2 separate regions of the Homo sapiens genome follow, and region 1 is linked to region 2. The links are chromatin loops, found by intact Hi-C in ENCODE. Cell type or tissue: prostate gland. All regions are shown on one strand. Links, peaks and the distances in the headings refer to the core of each region. The heading gives the core; the rest is flanking DNA.

Region 1 (16,971 bases), core at 4,989-12,988, 160 kb before region 2:
AAATATGCTCAAAGTGAAAGATTACAAAATAAAAAAGAAATAAAATGCAAAGAACAAAAGTCAGCATACAAAACGAATAGAAGCATCAGAGCTACAAAGACTTTATATATTAAAAGTATCCAATATTTGCATAAAATAATAATGCCTTATTACTTTTCAAAGAATTAAAAAAGGCTTAAACTTGAGCAAAGTATAAGAAACTTGGGATGTGAGGAATGATTAAACATATTTAGAGAATTACCAAAAAATAACTTAGAGAAATGGAAAATGTAATTAGTAATACTAAACCTTCAACAAATGGTTAAAAATCAGATTATATGCAACAGAGGAGAAAACCAGTAGAGAAGAGAGAGCCAAAAGTATTACCCAAAATGTGACCCAGAGGAACAAAAAACAAAAATAACAACAACAAAACAAAACAGAACAAAAAAACAAAAAATGAAACATATAAAAGATTAAGATACATAAAGGATATAATGTGAAGGTCTAACCAATGAATAAGAGTTTCAGACAAACAATAGTAAGAAAAAAGAAACAAGAAATATTAAATTATATAATGGCTAAGCATTTTTCCGAACTGGAAGAACAAACATTATACTGCCAGTGGGAGTATAAAATCTGGCAGACATTTTGGCATAACCTAATAAAATTAAATGTAGTTATTCCTTTCAACTTATCAATTTTACTCCAAAGGAATATTCCTTAGACAAAGTCTTGCACATGTACATTAGGAGACATGTATTAATACAATATTGTTCACAGGAGTGCTATTCATAATAGTGTGTGTGGTATAGTTGTACAATGGAATGCCATATAACAATAAAAATAAATGCATCAACATTGATTAACCTTGAAAACACAAAAAAGCAAGTCAAAAGAATACATACCATTTGATTCTATTTCATAAAATGCAAAACAATAATCTTTATAGGGATCTCTCTCTAAGATGGTCTCACACACAGAGAACACTACTATTAACTTATTCGTGTATATCCACCCAATCTTTGTTCATTGTTTTATAAACATATGCACTCACTTACTACATACCACATACTACATACCCACACACCACAACATTTTTAAATGCCTGGGATCATACTGTATATATTGTTTATGACCTGCTTGTTTCACCTAGAATAAATCATAAACAGTTTCTCATGTTAAATAAAAACTGTAAATGATTTTATTGGCCAGATAACATTCTATCATATAGGATAGACCATACTTAACCAATTCTGTACTATTAAACATTTAATTGATTCAACTATTTTTTCATAAGTAGTAGCACTGCAATAATGCATATTCTTACACTTGAATCTGTGTTATATCACTGTTCATTTCAATGGGATAAATTGCTCTCAATAGAATAGCTTGTTGAATGGTATGACACTATGGACTACAACCAGTGATATGAGAGTGACCGTGTCCCTAGGAGTCTTTCTAGATAATAATGTTCTATTTAATTTGTATCAATTTGATAAGTAAAAAATGGCATCAGCCTGTTTCAATGTACTCTCCTTTTATTTCTAATGAAGCTGAAATTTTTCTTATATGTGTATTTCTTTTTTAATAGGTAGCATGTGCATTTGTTCCGTCTGTTTGTATATTTATCTTGCCTTTCTCTTTCCTGCGTAGATTGTTTATCAGAAATAATTTGTGAAATGTGTGTGTATGTTTGCTGAGGTTATTGTGCAATAGATTATCTTTTCCCAGCTTTGCATTTGACTATGTTTCCATGCCAGGCAAACCATGTAACTGTCACTGGTCTTATTCTTGGTGCTGCTATGTGCCACGCCTTTTACAGTGCTTCCTGAGATATTCCATATGCCTTGGGGCCACTAAACGAAGCTTCTTTCTAATGCTGTAGGTTGGGGATTGGCAAACTACAACAGGTAGGCCAAATCTTGCCTGCCACCTATTTTTGTATGGCCTGCAAGCTAAGAAAATATTTTAAATGGCTGGAAAAAAATCAAAGGAAGAATAACATTTTATGACACATAAAAATTATATGAAATTCAAATCTCAGTGTCCATAAACAAAGTTACATTGCAACACAGCCATGCTCATTCTTTTATGTATCATCTAAGGCTGCTTTTATGCTAAAATGGCAGAGATGAATTGTTGCAACAGAGACAGCATGGGTCAGCAAAGCCCAAAGTATTTACTATCTGGCCCTTTACAGAAAAAGTTTGCTGATCCCTGCTGTAGATTCATAGCTTGAAAAGAGATAACGAATGACACATTCTATCTCTAATATGTCTCTTCTCACCTTTAGTGCTTGTCTGTTAGGGCTGCTAGTGGGATTTTGCCAGAATCTCTTTTACTCACTGCTATAATGCAGGGCATCTTTCTTTATCAGGAAGGATGGATTTGAGCCATGCCTTCTTTTAATCCAACTCTAGAAATTCCTTGAGGTATCTAAAATATGAATGGTATCTTCCTTTATTTTGGCTTTTATGCTTTTTTTTTTTTACCCATTTTAAATTCCTTTGACCATTTAAATGGCGGTTTGCACATAAGGAGGAACAGCTTTTTACTCAAATTACCTTCTTACCCCAGTTCATAGCTATTTATGTTGCAACTTAGAGGGGTGTTTAAACCAGAGTTTACACTTTCAAGGACTAGCATGGATCCCCTCTCATTCCATGATAATTGCCACTATCTACTAATGTATTTGGAACTGGAAAACAATGTAGGAAGCAATGATCTAAATTTTAAGTGAAAGAGAAATATAGTTAATACCTGATTATTTCTCCAAGTTTATCACACTTATATTTTTGCAAGGGAGACAGAACAGCATTTTTGAATCACTAACTAATAATATTATTACCTCATTGTTAAAGCCAATATTTAAATAGGGTAACAAATAATACATTCTATCTCTAATATATCTCTTTTCATCCTTAGCTCTAGTACAGAGCCAAGAGAAACACTGTGTCCTTAGTCCATAACATTGACTTCCTCACTGTTTAGTAAGGTGCAAGTCCTATAGATGTGATCATTGGTATGGGCAGACCAGGTGAAGGAGCAAGCCAGACTGTTACATGGACCATCAGTCTGTAAGGAACACTGAAACATCAATAAAAAAGGAGATCGAGAAAACATTATCTATGAGAGTTTATCTCAAAGTAAGTACTGCATGAACCTGAACAGAGTACTTTGATAAATCACTTGGGTCATTGCTGAGTAACAAAACATGATAACTAAACTTCCTTCTAAGGATAATGTTTTGCTAAGGGCTATTGTTTTGCTAAAGGAGTTATATGAATGAATAGCGGCGATCCTTTTCCCCATCCGTCTCCCTTGCAGCTTTAAAGAGATGTTCTTAAAATAGATATTCATGGGCCAGTTGCGGTGGCTCACACCTTAAATCTCAGCAATTTGGGAGACTGAGGTGGGCAGATCACCTGAGGTCAGGAGTTCGAGACCAGCCTGACCAACATGGAGAAACCCCATCTCTACTAAAAATACAAAATTAGCTGGGCATGGTGGTCCACGCCTGTAATCCCAGCTACTTGGGAGGCTGAGACAGGATAATCGCTTGAACCCAAGAGATGGAGGTTGCAGTGAGCCGAGATCATGCCATTGCACTCCAGCCTGGGCAACAAGAGTGAAACTCCATCTCAAAAACTAAACTAAAATAAATAGATATTCATAAAAGTTTAAAATGGACACCAACTTTTCAGCCTTCAAGTCATCCACATATCATTCTAGTCCAGGGAAAGGAAATCCCCACATAAGTTTATGAAATACCCATCCTGGGCGTATAACAAGTTGGGGAAAGAGGCTTAATGTGCCTATTTGTATACTGTTTCCCTACTGCATCCCATAGGAAAATAGTACAAAATGCTTCAAAAGTAACCTTGGTACCAGGGGATAATTAAAAGTGATACATGAGAAAAATCATGATGACCCAATGGAAAATGGGTTTTCATTTTCTTACCTTTCTGCAAAACCAGTATCTTTAACAGCAAGGAGCTCAGTGGCAGGAAGGAAGAGTAAGTCAGACGGATATACATTCAGAAAGACAGACAAAAAATGAATTGCTGGCATTGATATGTAAATCATGCAGCGAGCATTTTGCAAAGCATGTTGAAGTATAATTAAAGACTATGCTTGGCTGGGCATGGTAGCTTATGTATGTAATTGCAGCAGTTTGAGAGGCCAAGGAAGGCAGATTGCTTGAGCTCACAAGTTCAAGACAAGCCTGGGCAATATGGTGAAACCCCATCTCTACAAAATATACAAAAATTAGCTAAGTGTGATGGCACACACCTGCAGTTCCAGCTACTCAGGAGGCTGAGGCGTGAGAATCACTTGAACCCAGGAGACAGAGGTTGCAGCTGAGATCATGCCATTGCATTGTAGCCTGTGGGATGGAGCCAGATTTTGTCAAAAAGTGGAGAAGAAGAAGGAGAAGGACAAGGCGAAGGGGAAGGGGAAGGGGCAGGGGAAGGGGAAGAAAGAGGAGGAGAGGGGAGGAGAGTAGAGGGGAGGGGAGAAGAGCAGAGGGGAGGGGAGTAAGGGGGAGGGGAGGGGAGGGGAGTAGGGGGGAGGGGAGGGGAGGAGAGGAGAAGAGAAGGAGGAGGAGGAAGAGGAAGAGGAAGAAGAAAAGACTATCCTTACAGTCAATCAAGTGCTGATATAGGAAGTACGAACTGTCATATGTATGTATGTATGGATAGATAGATAGATGATAGATAGATAGATAGATAGATAGATAGATAGATAGATAGATAGACATAAATATGAATAGAATTATTCCATAATAAACTGAAGACCAACAAGACCTTATGGGATATACAAGAGGACAAGGGTAACAAAAACTAGAATCTTATTTAAAAAAAAAAGGATTTGTACTGGACCAGAACAAGGACTATGTATTCTTTTAGTCATACTGGTTGATTACTATCAACTAAGCTTAAGGAAAGACCAGAAATTGATTTGGAATTTCATTGAAAAGAGACTAATCTGGAGAAAATGAGTTAAAGAGATACATTTAGATTTAATTGATAGTATGTTTTTAAAGGTTTCATTCAAATTTGTTCAGTTATTTTTAAGAAATACTTTCAATATGTTTATTAAGTCTCAAGTTAAAAAATTCAATAGGAAACAACTTAAATGCCAATTAAGAGGTATTAGTTAAATAAGATTTGGTACACAGAGGCTATATTCTAGATATTGAACTATTGGATCCTTTTTAATATGCTGTCTTAATATAATTTCTGGCTGGCTGTGCTACATATTTTATTATGATGTTACTGAGATTTAGCATCACATATTCAAGATACTCACTATGTACCTAGGGGAAAAACACATTAATTTTCTTTTATTTCTCTTATGACTTACACCTTGGCTGACCTTAGTCTTCTATATCTTTTCCTATATCTACCTTTCACCTCTAATTTAGGTTCCAATTTTCCACAGGTTCTAATATGCTAGCATCTATTTAAGCACCTTACATTTCCACATAAACCAACATAACTGTAAAAATCTGTGCTACCCTGATTGCATAAATGTCTCAATCTTACTTTATACCTGAGGAACTTTCTGACTTACTGATATTGGGATAGTTTATCATGACAGATCATGAAGACCAAACTCAATAAAGATGTCAGACTCTGGAATTTACACATGGTAGAACATTGGAAAAATTACTTCCCGTCTTGAACTATGATTTCCCCATCTTCAAAATATGTAGCTCAAAAGATTGTTGTGAGCATTAAATATGATATTATATTTGTGATGCCCACCACAGTGCCTACCTGGTTGCTGAAGCTCCATTGGTAATACTCCCTAAAAAAGATTCCTTCCTCAAATTCCAGAAGTCGGGGTCCTGATGTGAAGGAATGGATTCATGGTCAAGTTCCTTCTGACTTTTAGTAGCACCTACTTCCTGAAATCCCACATGGATTCCTGAGAAATTGCTCAAATGAAAAAGTATAATTTACCATGAAGGAGTAGGAGTATTAAGTTGATTGTCAAGTGTTTCCTCCCTACTAGACTGTGGTCTTCAGAATAAAGGCTATATTATTGTTTTCTATATCCCTAGCAAGTGCCTACTGCACACTGGTAAATATTTGCTGAATAAATAAATACCATTTTTATCCTTTTTGATGAAAGTCCGAGGGTTGTTGATACCTGTCGGGATTAATCATGCACTCATACTTCTCTAAATGTTGAATATGGAATTACTGACCACTTTCTAAAAGATAAACCTTAGAGCCAAATCAGTTTTCCAAAATTCATTCAATCCATTCTATAGCTATATAGAAGGGATTCTATATCTTCTTTTCTCTCTCTCCTTCTATCTCTTCATTTCTCTCTTTACTAATCCCATGTGGTTAGGATCCTAGTATATCTTTAAACTGAGTTTATCTTAATGGTATGTCTTAATAATCCTCACCATCCTCTTCCAGGTAATATGGCATTTCTATCTGTATTTCATCCTAATATTACATAGAAAGTTATATGAGCTTACTACTGGGCCCTCATTTAAAGCAGTTTCTTAATAAATAATTATTAGATTTTGACATCCTTGGATTTAACCTTCTCCAGATATATTATTTCTCCAGAAGTCATCAATAGATTAGCTCTGGAGTTAAGATTAATTTAGGGGGATTTAGGCCATATGTGGGTAGAAGGGACGAAAAGAGGGTTATTTATTTATTTATTTGAGATGGAGTCTCGCTATGTTGCCCATGCTGGAGTGCAGTAGCATGATCTTGGCTCACTGCAACCTCTGCCTCCCGGGTTCAAGCAATCCTCCTGCCTCAGCCTCCCGAGTAGCTGGGATTACAGGTGCATGCCACCACACCCAGCTAATTTTTGTATTTGCAGTAGAGACAGGGTTTCTCTATGTTGGCCAGGCTGGTCCCGAACTCCTGACCTCAGGTGATCCACCCGGTCAGCCTCCCAAAGTGCTGGGATTACACTTTGGCATGAGCCAAAGTGGCATTACACGTGGCATGAGCCACGGCACCCAGCCGAAAAGAGGGTTTTAAGAAAAATTTCACAAGCAAAAGGGGTGTATTTGTACAATATGTAAAAAAATAAAAAGGCTTCTGAGGTCAAATAAAACACTAAGCTAAACAAAAATAAATTCTTGCAGTACATTTCAAATCCTTTATCATAGTATAATGAATTGTGAAATACACAAGGTTTCCCAACATGATTTGGCCATGAAGAACTTTTTTTTTTCTTGGAAAATCTAAAGGGATTAGTGGAAAGGCTGCTCTGTATATCTATCTTGCTCATAATGGCTTTTCTTTGTCTGTTGGGGAAGTCTTGAAAAGATCAATTAGTTTCTTCTGAAAGAAATCTTGTAATATCTTCTTTGACCCTTTGTCCTCTGAATTCATGGAGTGATCTTTGAAGCTCATTAAACCTTAACTAAAGTCACTGCTCTCATAGTTTTTCCTTCACATTATTTGAATCAAATACCTGTTCCACATTTGAGGTCCGTTAGATAGGGATGAAAAAATTTTGTTTAAAAAAACACAATATCCTTTCTTTACTTACTTCATAAATGTGCTTCTTAAACTTTACTTAATCTAATCTTCCAAACTTTACCACAATGGGACAAAAAAATTCTAACATTTTACTGGAAGGACCCTAAGATATTTTCTTTTTTCCTTTTCATTTATGCAACAAGTATTCATTGAGGGCCTACTATATACCAGATACTATTTTAGGTTTTTGAGATATAGGAATGAACAAAGAATACTTTTTGTAGAGTCTACACTCTAGCTGGAGGAGGAAAATAGACAATAAAAATAAATCAAGTAAACAAATAAATAAATAATTAAATATGTCAGACAGTAAACTTGCTGTGGGAAAACAAACAAACAAAAGAGGCAGAGGATAGGTTGAAATTTTAAATAAGATGGTCTCATTGGGAAGGTGGCATTTGAGCAAAGTCTCTAAGGAGGTGAAAGGTACAAACCTGAGTGAGACATGGCTGTTCTCTCTCAACTGGAGAGACAGAGGCACAATTTTAATATATTTTGGTAAGTGACCATGGAAAGTTCAGGCTGCCCTGGGAACACAGGTCAGAGAAAAACTCTTCATTCTGGGAATTCAGAGAAGAATTTTTAGAAGAGATAATGTTTGCCAATATTTATAAAGGGTAAATACACATTAATGTGAAGCTTATTTTCTCTGCTACCTAAATGATGAATTGACAACTAGATGATTAGCCACCTTTGAAGCCTGGTTTTATGCAGAGCTGCATTAAATGTGACACCCTTCACTCAGCAGTGTGAAAAAACTCTAATCATTTACCACCTTAGAGCTTATATATTTTTTTCCATCTACTAACTGGAATCAAGAAAAATAAAAAAATTCAGAAGTGATTTAAAAGCATAATAAATGCTTTTAAATAATAGGGAATTATAGGAGCCCACTTCTTGTGGATTGATTCATAAAATTATTAGCAAGCAACGTTTTAGTTTGTGGACCTGTTGTTTTTGCAGGCTGACCCTTCTCTGCAATTGAAAGAAGCTGCATAATTGTAGGAAAGGGATAAGGACCCAGAAGTGGAATTTCAGGCAGGCATCTCTACAAAACAAGGGTAAGGGGGGAGGTGAGTCTCATAGTTTTCCATGTAGGTAGCCAACTGGTTGGCTTCAGCATGTCACCAGTCACAAGGCTGAAGCTAAATGCTTTGTCAGTGTCTGCCCCTCCTGAGAGGACTGCTGTGGAAACCACAGTGCCCACAGGCTTTGCTGAAAGCCATTTCAGTATTGGTGGAAAGAAAGGGCTATGTCAAACAAAGTGTAGCCCAGCAGATGCTGATCTCTCTCTTCCATGTGCGGCATCTATCCAAACCTGGGAGTTAAATTTTTCAGAGCGGAGGCTCCTTTTGTCGTGAAAGCCTAACCTTCAATTTGAAAATGTTCTGAAAGCTTTCCTCAAGAAGAAAATATTTGTTCAAATCCTCAGAATGCAATAAGAAAATATCCTTCTAGCAAAAGCAATGACTTAGCATTTTGGGATTGGCACAAAAGTAGGAAAACACAGCAAAGGGAATCGCAGCCTGTCTGGCTATTGGCTGAGTCTTGCTTCTGAGGATTAAATTGTCTTATGAACTTGGCTTACCTTCTCTCTTGATGGTTCTTGGATAGTATTCCCAAGACTTCATATTTTTATGTGTCCTAAATTTGCAGAATCTTAAAGAGACACACAATATCATATGACAGACAGTAACTTCCACAATTCCCTCATTTTTGGTATGGGGAAACTGAGGTCTGGAGAGGTTCTAGGACTTATCTATAATGCCCCACAGTTAGTTAATGCCAGAGCTGGGGATAAAATTTAGTCTCCTCCCTCTTTCAACTGTTCCTTATTACCTCCAGCTCTCAGAAGTTAATTTTCTCCCATTGTGCTTTTTATTCCCAGGTTATATGATGAAGTTTACATTAATGTTAGTAATGTCCTTGGAGCTAAGTCTTCGAAAAGTACTCTCAAGTGTGTACCCTTTAGGGAAATATAATCATGAATGAGAAACTAGGTGGTCTGGAAGAGGAATGATCAATGATGACACTTATTCCAAGTTCTCAGCCTCACAGAGCAATAGGAGCCAGCTCGCTTAATTTCTCTGTTTCCATATTTGCAAAATAAGGATTATCTGTGATTATCTGTTTCCATTTAGTGGTTGCTCTGTGAAATATTTGAAATCAGTGTAGTGGTGAGTGGATGATAATGGTGAGAAGCGTTTGGGAGCTAGGGAAAATAGAAGTGTCTGCCCCCTCTCTGTTTTGCTATTCAGTAGCTGTAACTGTACAGATTCTTCCTCAGATTGAAACTCCACTTCCCTTGTTTCCCGGTGGTTAGTCCCACTCCTGCTCATGCGACATAAGAACATATATAATAATCCATTTTAATATATTTACTAACCAGGTCCTTTTGTTGTGCAATATTTTGTATACTTAATTCAGTCCTTCAACAAATGCTTGCCTACTAGAACACTGTGTTAAGTGCTGAGGTTGCAAATGGTTTCTTGTTTAACTTTCATTCAACAAATACTGTATTTCATCTGCATCTACTACATAACATTTCCTGTGGTGGGTGCTGAGAATGCAAAGTTAAGATAGAAACTTGACCTTGAGAAACATATGTCCAGTGAGAGATACAGGAGGAATAAATAATACTTAAACCGCATTTATGTTTATCATTACATTATCATGGCTTTTTCCTAGTAAAAGTTATGTAAATGTTATTTGATGTTTCTGCTGAACATATGAGCATGATAAGCTGCCACATTTCCAAAATAAAGATAAGGAAGTTGTCATTAGTAGCCTGGGTGGTTTTGTGGTAATTCTCTTTCTGTAATATCTATAATACTGTAGGACATTCATGGGCCTCATTTCACTTTTGCAGATGCAGGTGAAGAACCACTGCTTTTTATTAAGCTGCTGCCAGGACTCAAGCCCAACCTCTAACCCTAAAGTCCTTCTAGCCTCTGCAACTCTATGATGTAATCTGCTAGCCTGGACTTCTGAATAACCCCTGGGTACACTCCCAGTACCTGGATTGTTAGTTTATCCACTTTAGAGGATACATCTGAAACATCCCACTAGCTTGAATGGACATAGTAGCCATCACCGTGTTTTACAGACACCATGCTTCACCTGCCAGGCAGGATCCCTTTTAACTTGTCCCATGCCCTTTGCAGTTAATGAGGTTGCATAGAATGGATTCTAGGATGTGATACAGACTCCAGAGACATGTGGACATTGGGAACAATATCATGAATGTACTTCAGGGACATCAGCTGACAGTTCACTTTAAGATTCAAGTGTTTTTCTTCCCCATGGAAACATTTAGCTGAGCAATAATAGGAAAGGAGGAATATGAAAGAAGATATGGACAACTACATCTGGTGTTGTGCATTTTATAATTGTGCATTAAGAAACTTCTAATCCTACAGACTTGATTCTAATAGAAACCAGATACTTCGGAGGTTTTATCTCCCAGGATGTCTTCCAGGATCATAAGAAAATCCCCTACATAACCAGAGAAAGTGAGGTATTAGAGTCTGAGCAATGGACTGGTGTCAGCAATAATGAAATGGCTTTAAGGCTTAGGAGGCCAGATTTGTCAAAACCAAGTGGGGATATGCATGAAGACACAGTGGCATGAAAATAGGAGAGAGAGCAAGAACATTCAGCATGAATGTGTAGCAATGTCTCCAAAGCCAGATTATGCAGTAAAAGAGCCAGAGATCACATGGTCTGCACTGTTTTGTTTTGGTAAAGAACCTCGCCCACACTGTTTTGCATATTCTCTGCACAGAAATATTACAGAACAGTTACATCGTTACTGTTTTCCGTGCTATGTGAATGGGGCCCTAGAATGAAAGCAATTGTTCTTATAGAACAAGGTTTTATCGCATGGTTAAACATGAAACCATGGCTCTTAGTCTTAGTTTTGGCCCTCCCAGAAGTAGAGCCTGATATAAATATTTGGGTACAAATGGATTATTTTGTTCATGCAGACAACGGTAGACAAACAAAAGAAGAAAAACAGAGGAAGGAAGATAGTCACTAAACGGTGTACTATTAAGTCAGTTACCTCAACATGGAGCTGCAGCTTAATCCCCTAGTATTTCTAGCCTGGCACATTGGACAATGTGATCTTCTGTGGTTCCAGAAAAAGAAAGAGATACAGAACTGGCAGCCAGGAGTCTGCTGAAGTAAAAGATACAAGTTCTGTGGGAGCGGCCCTCCAGCATGTGCTGAAATTCCTGTCCAGACGTCTAGAGAACTGCAGTTTAGTGCCCACAGTGGAAGGGAGGGTCTTCTCTTGCATGAGAATCATCAGTTCCAATGGTGAAACCCACAACATCCAGAAGAGCCCCAGATTCTCTTCTGAGACAGTCCTCTTCTATTGTAAAGTTGGAAAGAACGTGATAGTGTTCTCAGTAAGCCCTCCTAGCCCTTCCCTTAAGACACAACCAACAACATCAGCAGCAAACAACAACAAGAATTATAAACATGTATTAGAGAAGCTAATACATTAGGACTATCAAGATCTCTGCTAAAGGCTTAGGGAATTTCTCCCCAGGGGCAGGGCTGACTTGGTCTTAGTGAAGTGTGGTGTAAAGAGAATGGGCTTTCAAATTAGATGAGCCTGAATTGGAATTCCAGCTCTGGTAGTAATTATATATGTGATTCTGGCTCTCTGAGCCTCTATTTCCTCACTTATCAAGTGCAGACCAGTGTGGTCAGCTATATTGTGCGGTTCTTGGTAGAATTTTGAGAGTCTGCATCTGTGAAGTGCCTATTTATGGAACCCCACAAATGTAAATCAAACAACACACTTCAGAGCCCCTTGCAACTTTCCCAAGCGCTGAGCTGCACCCTGTTTCGGTCTTCTTATACAAACCACCTTCTGCAAACCTTGCTCATTTGGGCTGGTCTGACTTGGGGTCCAGTCTAGACCACTCTGCTGTCATGCAGGGAGCTTCTCTGATAGCCTCTGACAGAGCTCTCACAGTATCCTCAAATGCAATATCCTGTAAGGAAAAAGGAGAGCAGCTTTGGACCCAGACATATCTGGCTTTGTTACTTCCTATTTTGCTATGCAGTAAAAGTTTATTCAGTAGCTGTTGTATCCAAATCACTATATTAGGTGCTGTATGAACTCAGGAAAATCCAGGAATTCTGCCAGAGGCAGGGCATTTAGGGATGGAAAAGGAGCAAACACAAGGCTTGTCTCTTTTTGGAACATGGGAAAGTCTCTCATTCCCCAATCCCTAGGCCAAACCCAGCTACCATAAAGGGGGTCAGAAAAGGCATGATCTCCCAAAAGGGATTTTAGAGAGTTGAATAAAAAAGGATGCCCAGAGTCATCACTAAATCACAGCCCATCAAGAAATAAAACAGCAGGAATACTAACTGTAAACCCCATTATGTGAAGGGCGAAAGCAGTTGAAATATTGACATGTCTCTGCAGCATGGGACTATGAACATCTAGAATGATGCTGGCATCTGTTCAGCTTCCAGAGAGGTCTCAGGAAATTTGCAATCATGGCAGAAGGCAAAGGGGGAGCAGGTATGTCACATGGTCAGAGCAGGAGCAAGAGAGCAAATGGGGAAGTGCTACATACTTTTAAGTGACCAGATCTTGCAAGAACTCATTATCATGAGGACAGTACCAAGGGGATAGTACTAAACCATTCATGAGAAATTTACCCCCATGATCCAGTCACTCCCACCACACCCACCTTCAACATTGGGGATTACATTTCAATATGAAATTTGAGTGGGACAACATCCAAACTATATCATCAGTCATGGTCTCTTGCTTCTGGAGTATCCCTGCTTACTGAGTATCTGCCTTCAGGGTGCCGGTCAAATAGCTGGAGTTCAGCCACTCTCTGATGAAGGGAAATCCACATGGTTTTGATGATGATGGCCTTTTGACATTCAGCTCCCCCATCTCTCTCCTATCTTTCTCCAAACCCTGACAATATTGGGCACTCTGCTGACTCACTGTCTAAGCAACCCCGAGAGAAGTAATCCCTAGCTTAGTGACAGGGACACAAACTGAGCATCTTTACACTTTTTGAGCACTTTTCCTGGGTCTCTTTTCCCTGTATTGTAGGAAAAAGCAACACTTTCATGAGGTGAAAGGAGAAGTTAGCACCTCCCTAAAAAATGACACCCCTTCTTTCTCCCAGTCCTCTTCTACTATGAAATTGGAAAGAAGGTGATAGTGGACCCAGTAAGCCCACCTAGGAGGGTGTTGGGTCCCAAATGTGGCATGTTTCTGCCTTAAAATGTGGATATGGGACACTTAAAAGTTCTTTGTTCTCATCTTTATGTCTTGGTAGTAATTTTGCGAAAATTAAGAAAAGTCCCACTTAGCACCTAACCTTCTGTTGTTATATCAAATTTTGATGTGCCCCCACATGTATTATTTCACTTGAGTGTCAAAATAACTGTAAAATTTTAGGGTGAATTTTAGCCCCATTTTATAGGGGGAGAAACTAAGGTCTAAAAAGTTAAGTGACTTGCACAAAACATTAATAATAGAATGTGGATTTGAAAATAGAAACCAAGTCTCTTGACTGTCTCTGCCTCCTGCTTTTTCAGACATCAGACTAGACTGTGGGCCAAGACCATATATTACCTATTTATTTATCCTTATACACCTGACAAAAATGGCATATATTCCTCATCTAATAACTAAATGGAAGAGAAAAGAAATCAACTTATTTACAGATTTTCAATTAAATCCCAGAACCTCAGAATCAAAAGGGACATTAAAAACCATCTAATCCAATTCTCCATCTGGTAGTTGAACCCTATTCACAAGCCTATTTTTCTTCCCAATATAGCTCTTTAGTCTTTTAAATCCTATAATCATAAATTCTGTGCATGCTCTTCTCTCAGCCAAGTACCTTCAGTAAATTAATATAATGATTCCACAAGGGACAAGGTCCTGAATCTTTTGTTGTCCAAAATCAGCAACAGGCCTTGCCAGTCTCTTTCACACTTGTTTGCTAATTCCCTTACTTACACTCTCTTATTTAATCCTCACAAAGAACCTATGGGGAAGGTGTTATGATTATTATCTCTATTTTCATATGACAAAACTGAGGCTTAGATTAAACAACCCTTCCAGAGTTACATAGCTAGAAAACAATAGTGTCGTATTTTGAACTCATGACCATCTGATTCCAGAGCCTGAGGTTTCACACACGACAGCTCTCAGACATGATCCCTAGTTTGTGGTCTGACCAGGACAGTGTACATTGGCCAACCCCCTCATTCTAGAATACTATACTGAAGTCTGCCTACACCATCTAGGAAAACATTCTTGTCTGTAATGAAAAACAGATTATTGCTTCTCTGTACTGTCCTGAAAATATAGCTTTGTGGCATTTTCCATTTTCATGTGTTTTCTCTCCCAGGCACTCTCATTTCATGAATCTGTCGGTTTTAAGAAACCAATACACATATCTCTCACGTTACAGTCTGACAAGGAGAGTGAAGTGTGCGTACATCAGGGCAATTGGCCTGTCACTGCCGTCAATAAAGGAAAGCTGCTTGCTGAGAAGATAACTCATGTCATCCTGACTGAAGCTGAAATGGGAGATTTCTCTGTGCCTTTTATATTCCCCACAATCCTGTGCCCACGAGATAATTCTCCAGAGGATTGCTGATATTGGGAGATACTCTGAGACGTGTAGACATTCTGACTGCAGTATCATTGACTCACTAAATCATCCAGACTGATTTCCTCACCACATAGAAGAAGACACAGAGGGAGATGGTCACCCACCCAATGTCACATAGCAACTTATTGATAAGTATACCTCTTCTCATGTCCAGGCTTGAATGCTTATTATTCAATACTTCCTCAAGTAACAATCTGACAATTATGACTGACAAGGTAGAGGATAGGTGAGAAGTCTGATTTATTGAACATTTTATGATAGTCATCGTACATTTAATATTTAATTTTCATTGAGCATCAACACTACTTTAAAAGCTAATATTATCTTCCTTTTACAGATGAGGAATTTAAGACTCAAGAATTTCTAATTTTTCTGTATGCACATGACAAGGAAGTGGCAGAACATACATTTAAAAGCAGATCTCTCCCATTCTTTCTGCCTAACTTTCCCCATCCCTCGTCTCTCTCCCATTCTATCTCTCTTTCTCTCTCCCCACCCTCTCTCTCTCCCTCTCTCTCTCTCTCTTTCCAGTGTGTCCCTTTCCAAGTAAATAGAACCACCATCTATACAACTACTGAAACTGGCAGTCTTCCCTTTCTTTCAAACCTCTCATTTAATTAAGTTCCAAGTTCAAGTTCTTTACATTCTAGCTCTTGGCCGGGTGCAGTGGCTCACGCCTGTAATCCCAGTACTTTGGGAGGCTGAGGCTGGCGGATCACAAGGTCAGGAAATCGAGACCATACTGCCTAACATGGTGAAACCCCATCTCTACTAAAAATACAAAAAATTAGCTGGGCGTGATGGCGGGCGCCTGTAGTCCCAGCTACTCGGGAAGCTGAGGCAGGAGAATAGTGTGAACCCAGGAGGCAGAGCTTACAGTGAGCTGAGATGGCGCCACTGAACTCCAGCCTGGGTGAAAGAGCAAGACTCTGTCTCAAACAAACAAACAAACAAACAAACAGACAGACAGACATTCTACCTCTTAAAAATTTACCTAGTTCTTTTCCTCCCCGACTTGCACTACCCTCAATCATGACATAATTTACCACCTGGACCACCTTAGAAGCTTTCTACTTTACCTTCTTTTCTTCACTCTCCTCACTGGTACTAGAGTGACCATTTTACCTAACAGTATCACTTATTTACCTAGAACTCATGGGTGGCTTCCCATTGCATTTGGGATGAAGCCCGAAATCAGCATTCATGAATATCTTTTATTTTCTTTTACTATAACTAAATATCACAGACTGCATAATTTATAAAGAATAGAGGTTTATTTAGCCCATGTTTCTGGAGGCTGGGAAGTCCAGGAGCATGGCACTGGCATGTGGTGAGGGCCTTTTGCTGTGTTATAACATGGTGGAAAGCATTTGCATGGTGAGAGGACAAAAGTATGTCAGCTCAGGTCTCTCTTTCTCTTCTTAAAAGGCTGCCAGTCTCATCATAAGGTCCCCAACCTGATGATGATGTCTAATCCTAATTACTTCCCAAAGACCCTACCTCAAAATGTCATCAACATACAAATTTGAGGATTAGGTTTCCAACATACAAAATTTGGGGGACATATTTAAACCATAGTATCAGGTGAAATTCACCCCCGATATTTCCCATAGGTTCTTTTCTATTTTCCCTAAGTGTTGGCCGGTCTGAGAAATAAAGGGACAGAGTACAAAAGAGAGAAATTTTAAAGCTAGGTGTCCGGGGGGAAGACATCACATGTCGGCAGGTTCTGTGATGCCCCCCAAGCTGCAAAACCAGCAAGTTTTTATTAGTGATTTTCAAAA
Region 2 (16,971 bases), core at 3,036-11,035:
ATAAAATGCATAGCTAAATATTACAGATTTGGACATTGCTATTGTTTGAATATGATTTGTCCCCACCAAAACTCATGTTGAAGCTTGGTCTCCAATGTGGCAGTGCTGAGAAAGAATATCTTTAGGAGGTGATTAGTTCATTAAGAGGGATTAGTGCCTTTCTTGTGGGAGTGAGTTTTCATCTCTCACAGGTTATCATCAGAAGCGGACCAGATGCCTGGCCCTGGATCTGGGACCTCCCAGCCTCCAGAATTATGAGCGGCATAAGCTTCTTTCCTTTATAAATTACCAAATCTCAGGTATCCTGTTAAACCAACAGACAATTGACTAAGACAGGTATGTGTTTTTTGTATTGGATAGACAATATGGAGCAAGTACACAGGGCATGCGGCTGATTCCACAAAAAAAAAGGGCCAGTAATTCTGTTTTAAGTTGTGTCTACATAGAACATAAGGGCCATTATTCTACAATATTCCAAGATGTCATCAACAATAATTTCTTGAAATAAAGCTTTTGATATTATTGAGAAACAACAAGTTCAAGACTATACTTTATATAAATTGTTACAATAAAGTTTGTTTTGTCTTTTGCTGCTTAACTTACAACCCCATAACAATAGCAACTAATTGTGTAGGTTGGCTTGAAGGTTCCTCTGGCAAATGTGCCAAGGCTTGCTTGCATAGCCACACTCAGCTAAAGATCTGCCTGGGCTGGAAGTTGGCGTCATTCACAAGTCTGGGAGAGGCTATTGGCTATCAGTTGGGGTGCCTGAGTTCTTCTCCATGTGGCCTCTCACCTTCTAGGTGACTGGACTGACTTTCCTAGATGCCTTCTCAGGGCAGCCATCCAAGAGGACAAAGGAAGAAGCAGCAAGGCCTTGCAAGGCTTAGTTTCAGAAGTCACATAAATTTACTTCTGCCAATTCTATTTAGAAAAGTGATTCACTAGGATGTCCAGATTCAATAATTTTTCTTTTTTTTTTTGAGACAGAGTCTAGCCCTGTTGCCCAGGCTGGAGTGCAATGGCACAGTCTCGGCTCACTGCAACCTCTGCCTCCTGGGTTCAAGTGATTCTCCCACCTCAGCCTCCTGAATAGCAGGGATTACAGGCGCCTGCCACCACACCTGCCTAATTTTTGTATTTTTAGTAGAGACGGGGTTTCACCATGTTGGCCAGGCTGCTCTTGAACTCCTGACCTCAAGTGATCCATCTGCCTAGGCCTCCCAAAGTGCTAGGATTACAGGTGTGAGCCACCACACCCAGCCTCAATAACATGCTTTTTTAAAACAAAGGTCCATCTCTGGATGGGAGAGCCAGAAATGTTACATTGAAAAGGGAGCATGCATGCATACTGGGAGGAGAGGAATTTGTGGCCATTAAACAATCTATAGATTCTGCCCTCTTGCCACAAATTATTCATATTCCTCCCACATGTAAAATACTCTCACATCCAAACTAAGACCTCCAAAAGTCTAATCCCAATTATTTCAGTTACCTATTGCTTCATAACAAATAATTCCAAAATGTAGCTGCCCTTGTTAAAATTGAACAATAACCATGTATTATCTTTCACTGTTCTGTTAGTCAAAAATTCAGGAGGTGAGTGCTTCTCTCTTAGGGTGTCCCACAAAGTTTCAGTCAAAATGTCAGCCACGAAGTTTCAGTCAAAATGTCCCATGTGAAGGCTTGAATAGGACTGGAGGACCCACTATCCAGAAGGCTCACTCACGTGGTTGTGGACAAGACACTTCCATTCCTCTCTAAGTCGACCTCCCTGTAAGGTTGGAAGTTGGCTTTCCCAGAGTGAGTGATATGACAGAGAGCAAAGAAAAATCTAAAGTGTCATTTGTGGCCTTGCTTTGAAAGACAGACATAGTTTTTTCTCTAGTAGTTCGTTAACTACCAAGGCCAGCCCTATTCAGTATGGGAGGACACTATAAAACTCCATAGGAGGCCATTTTGGAGGTTTGTTATCTCATAGATTATGGCATCAAGTTCAAAGTCCAGAATTTTATGATGTTCTTCAGGTCTGTATGTAAATGAAGTTTCTTAAGTGTGGGTTTCAGGCACAGCAAATCTTGAACAGTAGCAACTCCAGAGCCCTGTAAATTAAAAAGACAAGGTATCTTTCCCAGGCACACCCAACATATAACACTGAGTTAGGGGAAAATGATCTACAAAAGACAATCCCATTCCTAATGGGATAATGGGAGACACATAGAAGTCACTAACTCTTAGCAGTCTTGAAATTTAGATGTCGCATTTGTCAGGCTTCCTGCATTGAGAGCAGAAAATGTTCCTCGATTGGAAACAGGTTCTTTACCCCTGGAGTGGGCTCATTCTTCTCCTCGAATCTTCACCTTGCTCTCTGAGCTCTTTGTCTAGCTTTCTAAAAGGCTCTTCTTTTTCTAAAGGAAATGAATCTTGCTTGTATCTGAGTAGCTTTCTCAAGAAGCCTGTGTGCTCTGCTTCTCACAAGCCTCTTGTCATGTGAACTGTCTTCATCCCTTTCAGTTCAAGGTACCAAAATTCAGGTTACTAATTCTATTGCAACATAATTCTTTTAAAATCTTTGTGGTTCTCCCCTTTCATCTTAACAGCACTTACTCCAAGTGCCCAAAAGCCAAATCCACAATTCTTTTTTTGAGACAGACCTCTATCCACTTTAGAAAAGTTAGGCTTCTTTGGGACAATGCCACTGAGATGATTAGAAGTTTTTTTTTCTAGCTAAAAGGATTAGGCATCTTAAATCTTATGAGATCTTAACAAAAGATATTATAGCTACACCTTTGGTTTGATCTGATCTTTGCCCTGAAGCCATTTTTTACTTTGATAATCTTTTGCCAGCTGGAGAGACATAAAGTATAAAACAGTTTTATTTTCCAACCCAGCAAGTACTTGTTCTCTTACATTTTCTCTTAATTCTGCTTGCAAATGCTACAGTTCTTTAATTAGCTAATCTCTCTTTTCATACTGTATTATATGGAGTTAAAGTTAAAAATTTAGTATTTTTATCCTTCTGCTTGAATCTTTCTTTAGACCGATCCAACAAGTTCAATCGGTACTTTTTTTTATCTTCCAAATTACTATAATTCTGCCAGTCTATACCAAGGTTGTCCCCCACCTCTTTTTTGTCTTCAATCACAGTTTCCTTTCTGCTCCTCTAACTTCTCTTCTCTCTTCTCTTTCCAGCCCCTATCCACCATCTGGTTCCAAAGCCAATGTCATAGCTGAGATTTTTGTTATGGCAGCATTATACTTCTAGTTACCAATTCACTTTAGTTTTCTATTTCTGTATAACAAATCAACCGAGAGTTAGTGGCTTAAAATAGCAGTAATTCATGATTTCTCATAATTTTATGTTTTGGCTAGATGATTCTTCTGGTAGTTTTGGAGGGGTTCATTCATACGGGTGCATTCAGCAGGATTGCTGGCTGAGCTAGAAGGTCTAGGGTGACCTCACTTACATGTACAGCATTTGGTGCTGGCTGTCAGCTAAGGATAGGCCAGTATTTATCAAATGGGGGAAATTATGCCTCCATGGGACATTTGGCTATTTATAGAAACATTTTTTTATGGCCACAACTGGGTCAGGTTACTTGTATCTAGTGGGCAAAGGCCAGAGATATTAACATACATGCTACAATGCCCAGGACAGTCCCCCACAAAAATAAGTTATCTGGCCCAAAACGTCAATAGAGCTAAGGTTGAGAAACCTTGTGATAAATGTTTTTATATGCATTATCTTCTTTAATCTTCACAATTACCCTATTAGACAAGTTAGATTCTTAAGTAACTTAAACAAGATCACACAATTAGTAAAGGGCAGAGTTGGGACTTATATATTCTGAGCTCTTAACCAGTATATACTATATGGTGTGCATTCCACCCAGATTGTTAATCTAAGATTGATTTGCTAAATACCAAAACCACACCCAGGCAATAGTCTAATTCTCCACCATTTATTTCTTCTTTGATCTTTTCCTTTCTAGCTTAATGGCTTTCCTAGAAACAGAGCCTGAGGTAAGTATTGAATGCTAATGCTTTATTTAGGAGGTATGTTTTTATGGCTGCAAAATTGAGCGAAAAGGGAAGCGAGGCAGTTTGAAGCAGAACTATAAACGTAAGGTGTTGCATTTCAGCAGGGGCATCAGTCTACCTATATGAGATATTTCCACATGGGCTGTTCCGGGAGGAACATGCTCCTTGGTTCAGTCTATTGCATGGAGGAATGGAAATGTGTCTGCCAGCTCCTTCACATCTCCTAAATTCCATTGCTCAAACTTTACCTTCCAGAGATTTAACTCCCCCACAATCCTAAGTTGCATCACCTGGCTCCTATAGCAGCTGCTCAGGAAGCCAGGTCTCGTGCCCGCAGCTTGGTCTTTGTATGAGTCCAAAAGTGTTGTGAGCCACTATTGATTTCAGGAGTGATGTTGGTTGGCCTTAGGAAGTTTAACACTGTGAGTTATCACAGAATCAGACTGCTGCAGCAGCTGGGGTAGAATAAGCAATCTGGGATTCAAAAGGCAGGTAAGGCCAAGAGACTCTGAGGTGGGACATAAGATGTGTCTGATCCATTCTTCAACATGACTCACTACTCCCATGCACCGTCATCGAAAGGAAACCTTTCTGGCTTGGAAGAGCTGGTGTATCAGTTGAGATTCATTAAGCTTAAAGAAGCAGAAAACCTAAATGAAACTGGCTAAGATAATGAGGAAAGAAGGGAAGTTATTGGCTTACATGCCTACGAGTCCAGAAGGTCAGCAGGTTTCAGATTTGACGGCTCCACTGTCCTGAAGTTCTTTTGACTCAGTCTTTCTCCACAGGCCAACTTTCTATTCAGGCTATCACTAAAATGGCTGCAGCAACTCTAGGCCATTAGTGCACACATGACCACATTCCAATATCCAGAGGAAGACAGAAACTATCTCTTCATTTGCTTCTTTCTTACAAATGAAGAAACGTTTCCTAAAGGGTGCCTCAGCCAACATCCCCTTGCAGCTCTCATTGCCCAAGCTGGGTGATACATTCATTCCTTAACAATCCTCATTACAGGGATTCTAAACACTTTGATTGGCTGGGGCCTGGGCTCCTGAACCAATCACTGTGAAGAAAGATGGATCACCATGACTGCTTAACCCAATGGGGACCCACCTCCTGCACTGGGGTAATCCTCAAACTGCATGACAACCACAAAATGCAAGGGGGTGGGGAGGTGGACTTGGTGTTAAAGAGAAAACCACACTGTCGACAAGAGCCAGACTTCAAAAGCATCTAAAGAAACAAAGACAAAGCTGCCATCATCATTTGTTAGTAGACAGTTGTCATGGAGTGGGGATTGACTCACTTTAAGCAAAGTAGGTTTCAGCCAGTCTGTGTAGTTCTCCATGACTCTTACTGTTTCTTTCACTGGGACTCTCTATTCCCCATCCCTGCCTTTGATAGTGCATCTCATCCCTAAGCTTATTCCAAAAGCCTTCCTTGTTGTTTCACAGCCAGAAAACACAGGCTGAGTGATATATAAAAGCTTTGGAATTAGTAGCAATTTTAGAAATCTAGATCAGGGTTTTTCAAACTCCATGGCTCTGGAGAGCTCTCTCAGTTGTGAAACTTGTAGGGCTGAAAAGAAGAGCTAAGTAGTCGAGGCTCTAGGCCTCCTAAACCCCCCAACCAAAGCAGCTGTAAATTCATTTATTTTGCGTAGCTATATAGCTTTATTCAAGATTAATTTTTATTCAGGGGATTAAAAATCAAATCCCCTTATTATAAAAATGAGAAAACTGAAGCTCAAAGAGAGGGGTGGAAGCGTGTGTTGAAGGTCATGGTGCTTATCTGTACCTCCTCCTCAGGACACCTATGCTAACATTTGAAAAGTTTCACCTGTGCCTCATGAGCCCTCTCTTCTCCAGAATCAGTGGCCCCAGCTTCTTCAAATCTCACTCCAGTGAAGAGATTCTAAGCCATCTCACCAATTCATTGTTCAACTCCTTGTTAAAATCACTTCACTTCAAGTGTAGTGCCAAGAAATAATCATGATGAGTCAAATGCATCTGAGCAGCAGAGAGAAGAGCAGGACTGCCCTATGTCCCATCAGAATGTTGCACTCTTAATAATATAGCCAGGGATCACATTAGCTAGTTGGCAGGCACAGAACACCATTGCCTCATACTGTCCGTTAAAACTCTTAAGATGTTTTTACAAGCTGCTGCAAAGACTGTTCTCCTCATCCTGTTCCTATCCTCTTGTTTACTTAGACTCAATTGCAGGGTTTAACATGTATTTCATTTATTCTAAAATTCCACAATTCTAAGTGCCCACCGTGTGCATTTCTGGGCATTCCATGAGCACATGGAGAATTCTAGGACAGGAGGAGCAAATTCAGCTACCTTGAGGAGCCAGGCAGGTAGGGACAGAAGTCATATAAATAAATGAAGATGGCCAGGTATAGTTCAAATTTGTGAGCTATGAAGTCTGGTTAAAGGAGAACTAGGCCTCATCTAAAGAAATAGCTTTATTCAGCCTCAGCTAGCCATTGCCATGCAAGAATCAAGTCCAGAGTTGCTAGATCTTATGATTTAAAAAAAAAAAAATCTGGAAATGTGGATGTTGATTGGAAATATCCAGTCTTTTAAATGTTGGCCACTAACTCTCAAAGTTCTAATACACTCTATTGGCCAAACAAAACACATCTGCAGGCTGAGTTCAGGCCATGAACTTCAAATTTACAAACTTTGCCCTGTGAGGATGAGGGAGTTGGGCAGCACTAGTTAATGAGACAAAAGTATAAAAATGACTCGTGTTATCTTGGAATTAATAGCACAACATTTATTTTTAATATTACCCTATTAATCATACGCTTGAACTTTTTAAAGCTGGAAAGAATCTCTGGGATTATATTGTTTAATCCTCTTGTTTTATAAAAAAGGAATCTATGATTCACAGAGGAGAAATGAGTTGGATTTTAATTAAATGAATCCAAATGAATTCATGAAATGAATAAAAAAATTCAAGTTCTTAGAAATTGAGGAGATAATTGGTACATTAGCTCCTCAAACCTTAGTCCATGGTTTCTCAATCTAAGCATTATTGACATTTTGGACTGGATAATTCTTTGTTGTGTGTGTGGGTGGGGTGGAGGGGGAAGAGTTGTTTTGTGCATTGTGGGATGTTTAGTACCATCCGTGGGCTCTACCTACTAGAAGTCAATAGCACACTCCTGCAAGTTATCAGTGGCAAATGAAGGCAAGAATGTTTTTAGATATTACAAAGTGTCCCTGAGGGACAAAATTGCCACTGCCCTTGAAAATCACTATACCCTCTTCCAATCCCTTTGTCTTATGGTTGAGAGGACTCAGAAAACTCGAGAGCTTTCCTCAAAGTCACATGGGGAATTATTGGCATTGCTGGTACCAACACTTGAATCTCATCTTAACTCCTTCTAGAGTGCCCTATTAACAAAAGCCTGCAAATATGAGCCACAATTTGATCAGTAAGTTTTGTAAAACTGCATATTTTAAATTAAGAGGCAGCATGGCATAATGGTGAAAAGCATGGATTCCATGACTGACAAATCTGCATTTGGTTCTCAGCTCTTCTACTTACTTGCTTTGTGACATTGACCAAATTAACCTCTCTGAATGTTTGTTTACCACCTCACCTGAAAAATGAGTGGTAAAATGTATATAGTGCTTGTCACAAGATAGGGATTCATCAAATGGAAGTTGTTGTTATTATTATTATTATTATTACTATTATTTAACTGGACCTGGAGTCAGTAAACTGTAGCCCACAAACTGAATTTGGCCTGCCTGTTTTTGAATAGCCTGTGAGCTAAGAAGTTTTACATTTTTAAACGGTTAAAAAATTTTAAAATAACAATGCCATTTTATGGTACATGAAAGTCATGTGAAATTCAAAGATCAGGGCTCATAACTAAAGTTTTATTGGAACACAGCCACGTATTCATATGCACGTAGTCCATGGTTGCTTTCATGTAAAAGCAGCAGAGTCAAGTTGTTGCAACAGAGATCAGCTGATGGGCAAAGACTAAAATATTTATTGCCTGGCCCTTTACAGAAAGATTACCAGTCTCTTAACTAAACCTGTAATCTCCAAGTAGAAAAGCAGGCAACCACAATTTGTGCAGAGCCCTCTGGTGTGCAGGAGGTAACATAGCAAAATAATTCATTTTTCCTTCTGATGCCCCTTGCAGTTCTAGCATCTATAACCATTGTATTTTACTCTGCTCACTTGAGACATTTCTTAGCATCTGTGTATATCCAGTATTTTCAGAAAACATAGGTTCCCAAGTTATCCGGGAAACATGAAAAAACTTTTTATAGATGTCCTCTCCTGAATAAATCTCATTGTAGAATTGCTACTTAAGGCAATTTTTTTTTCACAATCTGGAATATTTATCAAAAAGAAAGGAAATGGCTTGCTCAGTGTTAAGCCAAGCACATATTTTAAGTGTTGTATGATTTGGACAGGACAATAAAAAGGGATATCCGGTAAAAAGGAAGAATAGATAAGAACTATCTGCCAAAACTAAACTTTAAGAGATGTCGTCATGTTACCTCTTTTTTTAATACCTTGAACATCTTGGTTACAATTTAATCTTACTATAGCCTGAGATTTTAAATGCCAATACATGTTTATAGCCCTAGCCCTGACACTAAGTAGATTTGTGGTCTTCAGAATTCCTTTACAATTCAATACAATACATATATTGATTGTCTAATACATGCCAGGTGCTGTGATGGGCATTGGAAGTATGAAGATAAATTAAACATGGTTTTGCCCTAAAGGATTTCACTGAGGATCTGGTTAAGTCATCAAGCTTCTTTGAGTGCCACCTTCTCATCTGTAAGAGTGGGGCACGGAAATAAATATTTCATCTGCTCCAGAAACTTTTATTGAGCACGCTTGTCTTGCCATACACTCTAGGAGATATCAAGGAATGAAAATAGGACTGTATCACTATAACAATTCAATTACAAAGCATGCCTAGTCTCTGCCCTTCGAAGAGGTCACAATTATAATACAACATAATAAATGCAAAATGAATATGAGAAGCAAGTGAAAGGGAGCCACTATTTTTTCTTAAATAAGGGAGGACAGACTCCACAAAAGAATTAACATTAGAGTAAGTCTTAAATGATATTTTCATTTATGACATGGCATGTTGGGAGCTCCCATCACTAAAAGGGATAAACAAATTTAGAGACTGGGAAAGAAGACTGTGACCAACAAAATCAGCCCCTCGCCCAATGGACCTGGCAATTCAAAATCAAGTCAAATGGAGATGGGCAAGACTCAGTGTAATCTTAAGTTTAAAACCAGGGAGAATCTGATTCAAAGGAAAGAGGCGTCATGTGATTCACGCTTCAGAGCATTTGCTGTTCTTGGTTCTCAAGTACACTAAAACGACTCATTCTAAAGGAGATGATGGAAGTCAGGCACCAGTTTCCCCAAGGGAAAGGACATATTAGTACTAGGAATGAGTCAGGCCAACAGTCAAGTGCTCAGTTTTTAGGATTTCACTCTGGACCAGTAGGACAGAAACAGGTATCTAGGATCAGGATCAAGAGAGAGCAGTACCACATGCTCGCCGGTGTCTAGAAGAAGCTATCTATACACATGTAAAATTACAGATTAATTCAAGTCCTCATGTACATGTAGCAAGAGAGCTTTGTACAGCTTGTCACTCCTGAGGGAACATGATCTTGCAAGCCTGGGTATCATGGCAGGAAGCTCAGGCACTGAAGAAGCAGAGGGAGTTGGTCACAAAGAGAAAGAAGGATGAGAGGACTTTGTAAGTGGAAGCACAACATGCACAAAAGCACAATGGTGCACTTCTACTCTCAAACAGTCTCCATCTTCCCTTTCTTGCCCTCCAAGTTGCCATATGCAATTGTTTCTCCAATGCCAAAGAGAGAGCCCCATCATGACTCTCCATTTAGTGAGTCTTCAGTAGTTTGGCAAGAGAAGTAGGATTTGTACACACTGTTTTATGCTGTTCTCATTAAACTAAATTAAATCCCAAACTCTCAATCCCATTGCACAAGGCACAAAATAGAGCCAGACCTGCTTTCCTCAGAAAAAAACATCCCTTGACATTCGGACTTTTGAGGACTCTTCAAAAATTTTGGAAGCCTCTGCCTGACTCAGTGACCACATCTTTTCCCTGTTTCCCAATACAACATCATTCTACTCACTCCTTCATTTCCAAGGGTCCTCTATAAAGGTCTGTCCTACTGTGGCCAGTATGGAGCACACCTAGTCACAGCTAGTTATTGACCCCTGACGTTCACCCCACCGCTTCTCAGGGTACCCAGGTTTTACTAAGTTACCTGGTGTGCTGCACCAAAGCCTTCCTCTCTGCCCCACTCCCCCCCTTCCACCAGCCTCCAATCCACTCCTAGACCACAGTGCATTTGAGGGAAATTCAATCCATATGTTTCCTTTTCTTTCTAGAGAATGCATCCAGCATTGTTTAAAGAGGGAGGCAACAGCCAAGAAGAGCTATGTGAGGCCTCTCTTGGCCCTCCAGTTCTTCATTAGGGAGCAAAGAAAGGAGGACTTTGCCAAGAGCAAACCTGAAACATTCCTTTGGGTTCAGTTCAATCGCCTGCAAGTCACGTTTCCACACAAACATGTCCCCAGGACTGAGGATGCAAGGCACTGTTCAAGGCGTCTCTTGGATGAAGACATGGCAAAAGCTACCACCACCATGCAGCTCTGTGATGTATGTGAAGAGAATCCGTTTACAGGAGATGATTGTAAATTATTACCCTCTAAAACTGACATATGCCTCTCTGAGAATATAAACTCCATAATTATGAGCACTCACTTTCAGAGAACCAATGACTTTAGATCTGAACCAATGACTTTAGAGTTCAAAAGACCAGAGATATCTGTCAGATGTCTCAATCACATCATTTTAAAATAAGAGAAAGTTTAGGCTAAGAGAGAGCAAGGGATTTGTCTAAGATCAAGGGGCTGATCAGAGTTTCATGTAGAACCAAGACTTGTGATTCCAAATTCAGCAGCTTTGACCTCTGCTCTTTATGCCCTGGACTTACGCAATACTCAGTGCCTGACACAGATACATTTTCACACTTCAGCCTTTCTGACTTACTCTGAACCAATCCTTTTGAAAGTTTTCTTTATTTATCATATCTGCTTTTCTTGCATTTTAAAAATAAACATTGTGGCAGTCAGAGATCCAAGATTCTGTTACTAAAGTACAACTGGAAAATCTTAAATATATCACGTAGAATCTGAGAAATCACTAATAAGAATTATAGTAAAAATTTATGACATCAATATAACAATTTCATTATTTTTAGAAAGCAAGGTCCTTGTGTGTCTTTTTAAAATATGTTTATCTAACATGCATTCATTTGGCACCTTCTTAAGGTCTTCCAAGTATTCATGTGGAGTGCTAAAGATTTTACAAAAACCAACAACATTCATTATCTTCTGCCTTTATGAAGGTTCTTGCTGGTGGCCCCTTTCAGCTTTAAACCTCCAAAGTTTTGTTTTTGTTTTGTTTTGTTTTGTTTTGTTTTTTTGAGATGGAGTCTCACTCTGTCGCCCAGGCTAGAGTGCAGTGGCGCGATCTTGGCTCACTACAAGCTCTGCCTCCTGGGTTCACGCCATTCTCCTGCCTCAGCCTCCCGAGTAGCTGGGACTACAGGCGCCAGCCACCACGCCTGGCTAATTTTTTGTATTTTTAGTAGAGACGGTGTTTCACCGTGTTAACCAGGATGGTCTCCATCTCCTGACCTTGTGATCCGCCCGCCTCGGCCTCCCAAAGTGCTGGGATTACAGGCATGAGCCACAGCGCCCAGCCTAAACCTCCAAAGTTTTATAATAAAATATATATATAAAAAAATAATAATAATAAATAAAAATACAAAAAAAAAAAAAAGAAAAAAAAAACCTCAGATGTCAAGGGAGGCCACTGCTGAGAGAAGCAGATAACAAGGATCCAAGAATGAGGTAGTTGAGAGTAGGAGAATGGAGGAGGATGCTGGAGGTTTTGAAAGTACGTAGGTGACAGAAGTGAGGGGGAAAAGGTAGAAGCCAGGATTCAAGGAGCCCTGCAGATAATACTGGTTATGGAACATAATGTCATAAAAGACCATGTCTGATCATGGACTTCAGAATCAAGCCATGGAAGTCCAGATCCCAAATTCCCCAGAACTAGTTAGAGAAGTTAACTTTCAACCATTCACCATTCTAAGCTCCTATCTCTTAATCTATAAAATGAGGATAAGCACACATACTTCCAAGGATAAAATGCAATCGCAGCAAATTTAAAGAGACTGACACAAATTGACCAGGTATCATAAAATTCCCTCCTCTCTATGTAAGACAAAGCCTAGAAAGACGGACTGTTGCTCTGACCTTCTCTAGTCTATTTTGAGACCAGATGACCTTTTCCTCTTGACAAGGGAGTTTTGGAGATTGGAACCACAAAAGAATCAAATCCCGTGGGCACAAGCTCCATTTGACTCTTACAAAAGGATACATTCCTTCCCTTCTCATCCAGTCAACCTGGTTTTATTCTTCCTATCCACACCTTACCTTGGGCAAAAGTGAAACAAACCCAGTTATCAAAATGTTCATGGGGTGAGGGTTGGGAAGGGGTGGGGGAACATCAGTCTCCTAGGGTTCTGGTCTGTTTGCACAGCTGCAGTCAATTAGGTAAAATTGTAATTGTTTTATACTTTTGCTCAATGCTTAATCCTGAAGAAAGAAGAATGGATGGTTGGTTTTCCTTTTTCATCTTGTTTTGTTTTTATTTCTTGTCATAATATTTAGATAGTATTTGTGTAAAGGAAGGCAATCATAATGAAATGGATAATCAAACAGAGGGCTCTAAGGCACATTTACAAAAGCCATCACCTCAGAAATGCTTCATTTACCCAGACAGTGGGCAGCAGAGGGCATGGGAAAGTCTGTTTCTATGGACAGGGAAATGATTCATGTCAATCAGCTCGAGAGTCCCTCTTCCAAAACACGTTATATGTAAGACATAGCATAATAAATTGCCCCAATAAGCAAACAGTCAGGATGCATCACATACCTTGGAGGGGCTGAACCTATGCTAAGGACTGAAGGTGCTAACATGAGTGAGACACCGGCCTTAGAGCCAAGATGAGGGTGAGGTGAGCAAGGCACTTGCCTCCAGAGCAAAATTTTAAGAGATGTCAGCAAGATAAATAAGACTGTAATGCAATATTTTTAAAGAATCAAAATTAATGCCAAAAAAACCTATGGTGCACAAAATATCAAAACTTTTGTTTGCTTTTACCTTTGATTATTAATTAAATATGCATTTAGACTATGAAAAACTTTAAGAAAGCCACAAAAAGAGCAAAAAATAACAATGTTAACCTAATTGTAAAAGGAAGCTTACACTGAATGTGGAAAAAAAATTAGTAGCAAAAGCCATATGAAACAAAACAATTATGAAAATAACTATTAATGTTTTAAATCTCTCCTTTTTTAATAGAAAACATTTTTGCTAAATATTTTTAATTTTTAAAAATAGACATTTAGGGATAATAGGTTTGCTTTAAAAAATGAGACTTATATTACCCTCTAAATAGAATCCTTTAATTTGAAATTTGAGAATATTATTGAGAGTCAAAAAGTATTCATTTCCTTTTATCTAAAAATCATACTTTAGGAAATCTGTCATAGATATAACCAAAATATAGAAACAGCATCATTTGTAACTTGAAAAATAAATTAAAACACCCCCAAATAGTCCATTATCCAATCATTAAAAATGATGTTGATAGAGACCAGGCAATGTTAAAAATAACTACTTAATAAGCATAAATACATATATACCACAGTAATGACTACATAAAAATTGCATTTAAAAAGCTAAAAGTAAATACACTATAATTGTAATAATAATTTCATTTTGGTGGTAGAAATCCGGTTTTCCTTCTTTGTTTCTTTTTTTATTCTTTATTTCCTTTCTTCCTTTTTGTTTTTAGGAATTGTATTATCTATTGTATTTTACATTGTATATTGTATTGAACATTATTTATTATACTGTATCACTCAGGGTCCAGGCACGAAACAAACAGGTGGTATACTCAAAGAAATAGCTCAAAAAGTATTTAATTACTGGACTATTTTCAGAGCTGTGGCAGGGTTAAGGGAAGTAACAAGAGATGACAAAATACACCTGGGGTCTAACAACAGCTGGGAGCTGTGGCTACTCCTAGGTCAGAAGTGGAGAAAGCAGTTTCTGGAACCAGGAGAGAACTGTAGTTATAGGTGGAAGCTGTCCAATAGGAAGAACCATCACTACAAAAACTGTAGTATGAGATGGGAATAAATATTCCAATCTTTCTCTCCTCTATCCTTCCAGTCTTCTACTAGTGTCTTCCATTGGCTGAACTCAGCTGAACACTACAGGGTAAAGAAGCCCAGATGATGCTGTCTGTTGAAGTCAGTTTCTTGAAGCACAAAGCAGGTAAGGGGAAAGGTGAAAAGTGGATCTGGAGGAACAAACAGGATATACCCTGCAAAATCATTGATATTACTATTTCTAAAATAGAAAAAATACACAAATTTAAAAAGTGATGGCATTTGAAACTTACTTCTGTCATCAAATGTGATAAAAATAATTCCCATCTAATAAAATTATTGGGTAACCTTGAAAATCAACAATGTCTGTTAACTTTTTGTCCTTATTATTATTATATACATGTTTATGGTGATGATGGTGGTGGAGGTGATGGTGTTGGGGTGCTCATGGTGGTAGTGATAATGATGCTGGTGATGGTGATGACGGTATATATAATGGTGATAGTTGTGATGACGGTAGTGGGGGTGGTGGTAGTGGTGTAATGATGGTGGCGATGCTATACATGTTGGTGATGGTTGTGATGGTGATAATGATGGTGGTGATGGTAATAGCAATAGTGATGGTGATAGTGGTGTTAGTAGTTGTGTTATTGATGTGCTATTCTTTTACATAAACTTTGAGTTTCATGTGATATCAGATGCTATCTTTAAGTGATATATGTCTCTATTCAAAGTAATGCCATTAGACACATCCACTTCTCCTATGAGATCAGGGATGATCAGTTGGTAAAACATGGCTCCTTCAGGGCCCATCTCTATGAAAGATCTTTAATCCATAGAAAAATTTAACTCACCCCAGGGTACATTCACTGAATAACTACTATGTGAGGACTTCAGAATGAATGGAAGTGCCTATCTTCATAGATAGGATTTGCGGCCTGAGAACAAGGACAGGAGTCAAACATACAATACTATAAACACGGCATCCTACACTGTGATTATCTTCCTCACAGAGTGCCTAGCACATATAACCTTGACAAGTATTTATTTAAGAAATGCATGAAGGCTGTAAGAATTATTATAGAAGTCCAAATCAACTTGATTTTATAGAGAAGATGATATTGAACACTTAACTAATCTAACTACTTCACATCTTTTAACTCAGTAAGTATTCTCAAAAGTTCTATGAAATAGACATAAATATTATTCCCACTTTACAGATATGGCAACTGAGACAATGATTAAGCAAATACCTCTAAGTTGTATAGCTAGCAAGTGAATAACTTGGAATTCACCTCCACCACCATCATCACCATGAACATGTATATAATAATTATAATAATAATGACAATCTCCAGGTAATCCCAGTTCTAGAGCATGGGCTTTTACACTTAATTTCCTCCAAGAAGGCTTTATGGTGGAGGAGGTGGAATTAGAACTGAGCCTAGAGGAATGGGTAGTAACACAAAAACCCCGGGGAAGGCCATTCAAGGGCAAGGAAACAGCAATAAGCAAAGGCCCACAGAAAAACCATGGAAGTAGTTTGAATGACATTCTCAGAAATGCCCTTCAGGGAGGATGATTGGGAAGATGATCTGGAATTCAACTTGCAGATGGAATGGAGGGAATCATGCTTGGAACAATGAAATAAACAGAAAACAAGCTGGAATAAATTACTTTATATTCCTTTTCTTCTTTCCTTTTTTTTTTGAGATGGAGTCTTGCCCTGTCACCCAGGCTGGAGTGCAATGGCGCAATCTCGGCTCACTGCAACCTCCACCTCCTGGGTTCCAGCGACTCTCCTGCCTCAGCCTCCTGAGTAGCTGGGATCACAGGCGCACGCCTCCATGCCCAGTTAATTTTTGTATTTTTAGTAGAGACGGGGTTTCACCATGTTAGCCAAGCTGGTCTCGAACTCCTGACCTTGTGATCCACCCGCCTCGGCCTCCCAAAGTGCTGGGATTACAGGCATGACCCACCGCACCCGGCCAATTACCTTATGTTCTTTCGGGTCTTTGATGGATGTTCTGTTTGCTTCAGAGGGACTCCTATCCTGGATTACCTTCAAGGTGAGCAAATAATGGTGGGGGCGAGGGGGGTGGTGCGGGGAGGACACAACTCTTCAGATTTGATGCTGTTTTGTCACAAACCTGATCAGTGATCTCAGCAATCAAGATGCAGAAATGAGTCATAGCGATAGCACTGTTCTGTACATGGGAGGCAGTGTCGTTGTGGGCAAAGGAAGTCTTGCACTAGGGAGCAAGAAGGACCAACATGGGAGGGCCCTCTCAAGCCCAGGTGGGAATTCAGCCCAGAGGCCTGGTGCAGCTTCACAGGAGAGCACAGCGGGGCTGCAGCGCAGGCCAAGTCTGGGAAATCTCTCTGCAGTTTCCTGTTCCCCAGCTGTATTTTATTGGCCAAGCCCACCTGCCCCAGCCCTCCCCTTTTCTAATACACCAAAAGTCACAGCAGCACCTCTGATTGTTTCTGCTACATTAAAACTGGCTGGAAAATGTGAAAATTCCCTCTATCTCAGGAGAGCAAGATGAATGAGTACAGGGAAGTTATTTTTAAATCTCCTCAAAATAAAAACAATGTCAGAGGTGGTCAGGAGAATGAAAGAAAAGT

Evidence for each region. A loop is a pair of places that touch in the nucleus more often than their neighbours do. Peaks named below come from ENCODE experiments on the same cell type or tissue, not always from the same donor. Only the 100,000 strongest peaks of a DNase experiment are listed, where the experiment ranks them.
Region 1: it touches region 2 in a loop (3-fold over the local background); 1 of 110 quality-filtered maps calls a loop at or near these places.

The regions. Positions count from the first base shown.
Region 1 is chr1:55,979,026-55,995,996 of GRCh38, forward strand. All of the region lies in intron 2 of LOC105378737 (a long non-coding RNA gene), which reads left to right. Among named protein-coding and RNA genes, the nearest start is that of LINC01755, 42 kb to the left of the region's middle. In prostate gland, for the core only: no CTCF peak of the experiment used is centred there; no DNase peak of the experiment used is centred there.
Region 2 is chr1:56,140,522-56,157,492 of GRCh38, forward strand. It overlaps LOC124904188 (a long non-coding RNA gene), which reads right to left. Exons shown (of 2, transcript XR_007066109.1): 1 at 15,198-16,971; 2 at 14,136-14,534. Among named protein-coding and RNA genes, the nearest start is that of LINC01755, 200 kb to the left of the region's middle. In prostate gland, for the core only: no CTCF peak of the experiment used is centred there; a DNase peak (open chromatin) is centred at 6,150; H3K27ac peaks cover 1,037 bases.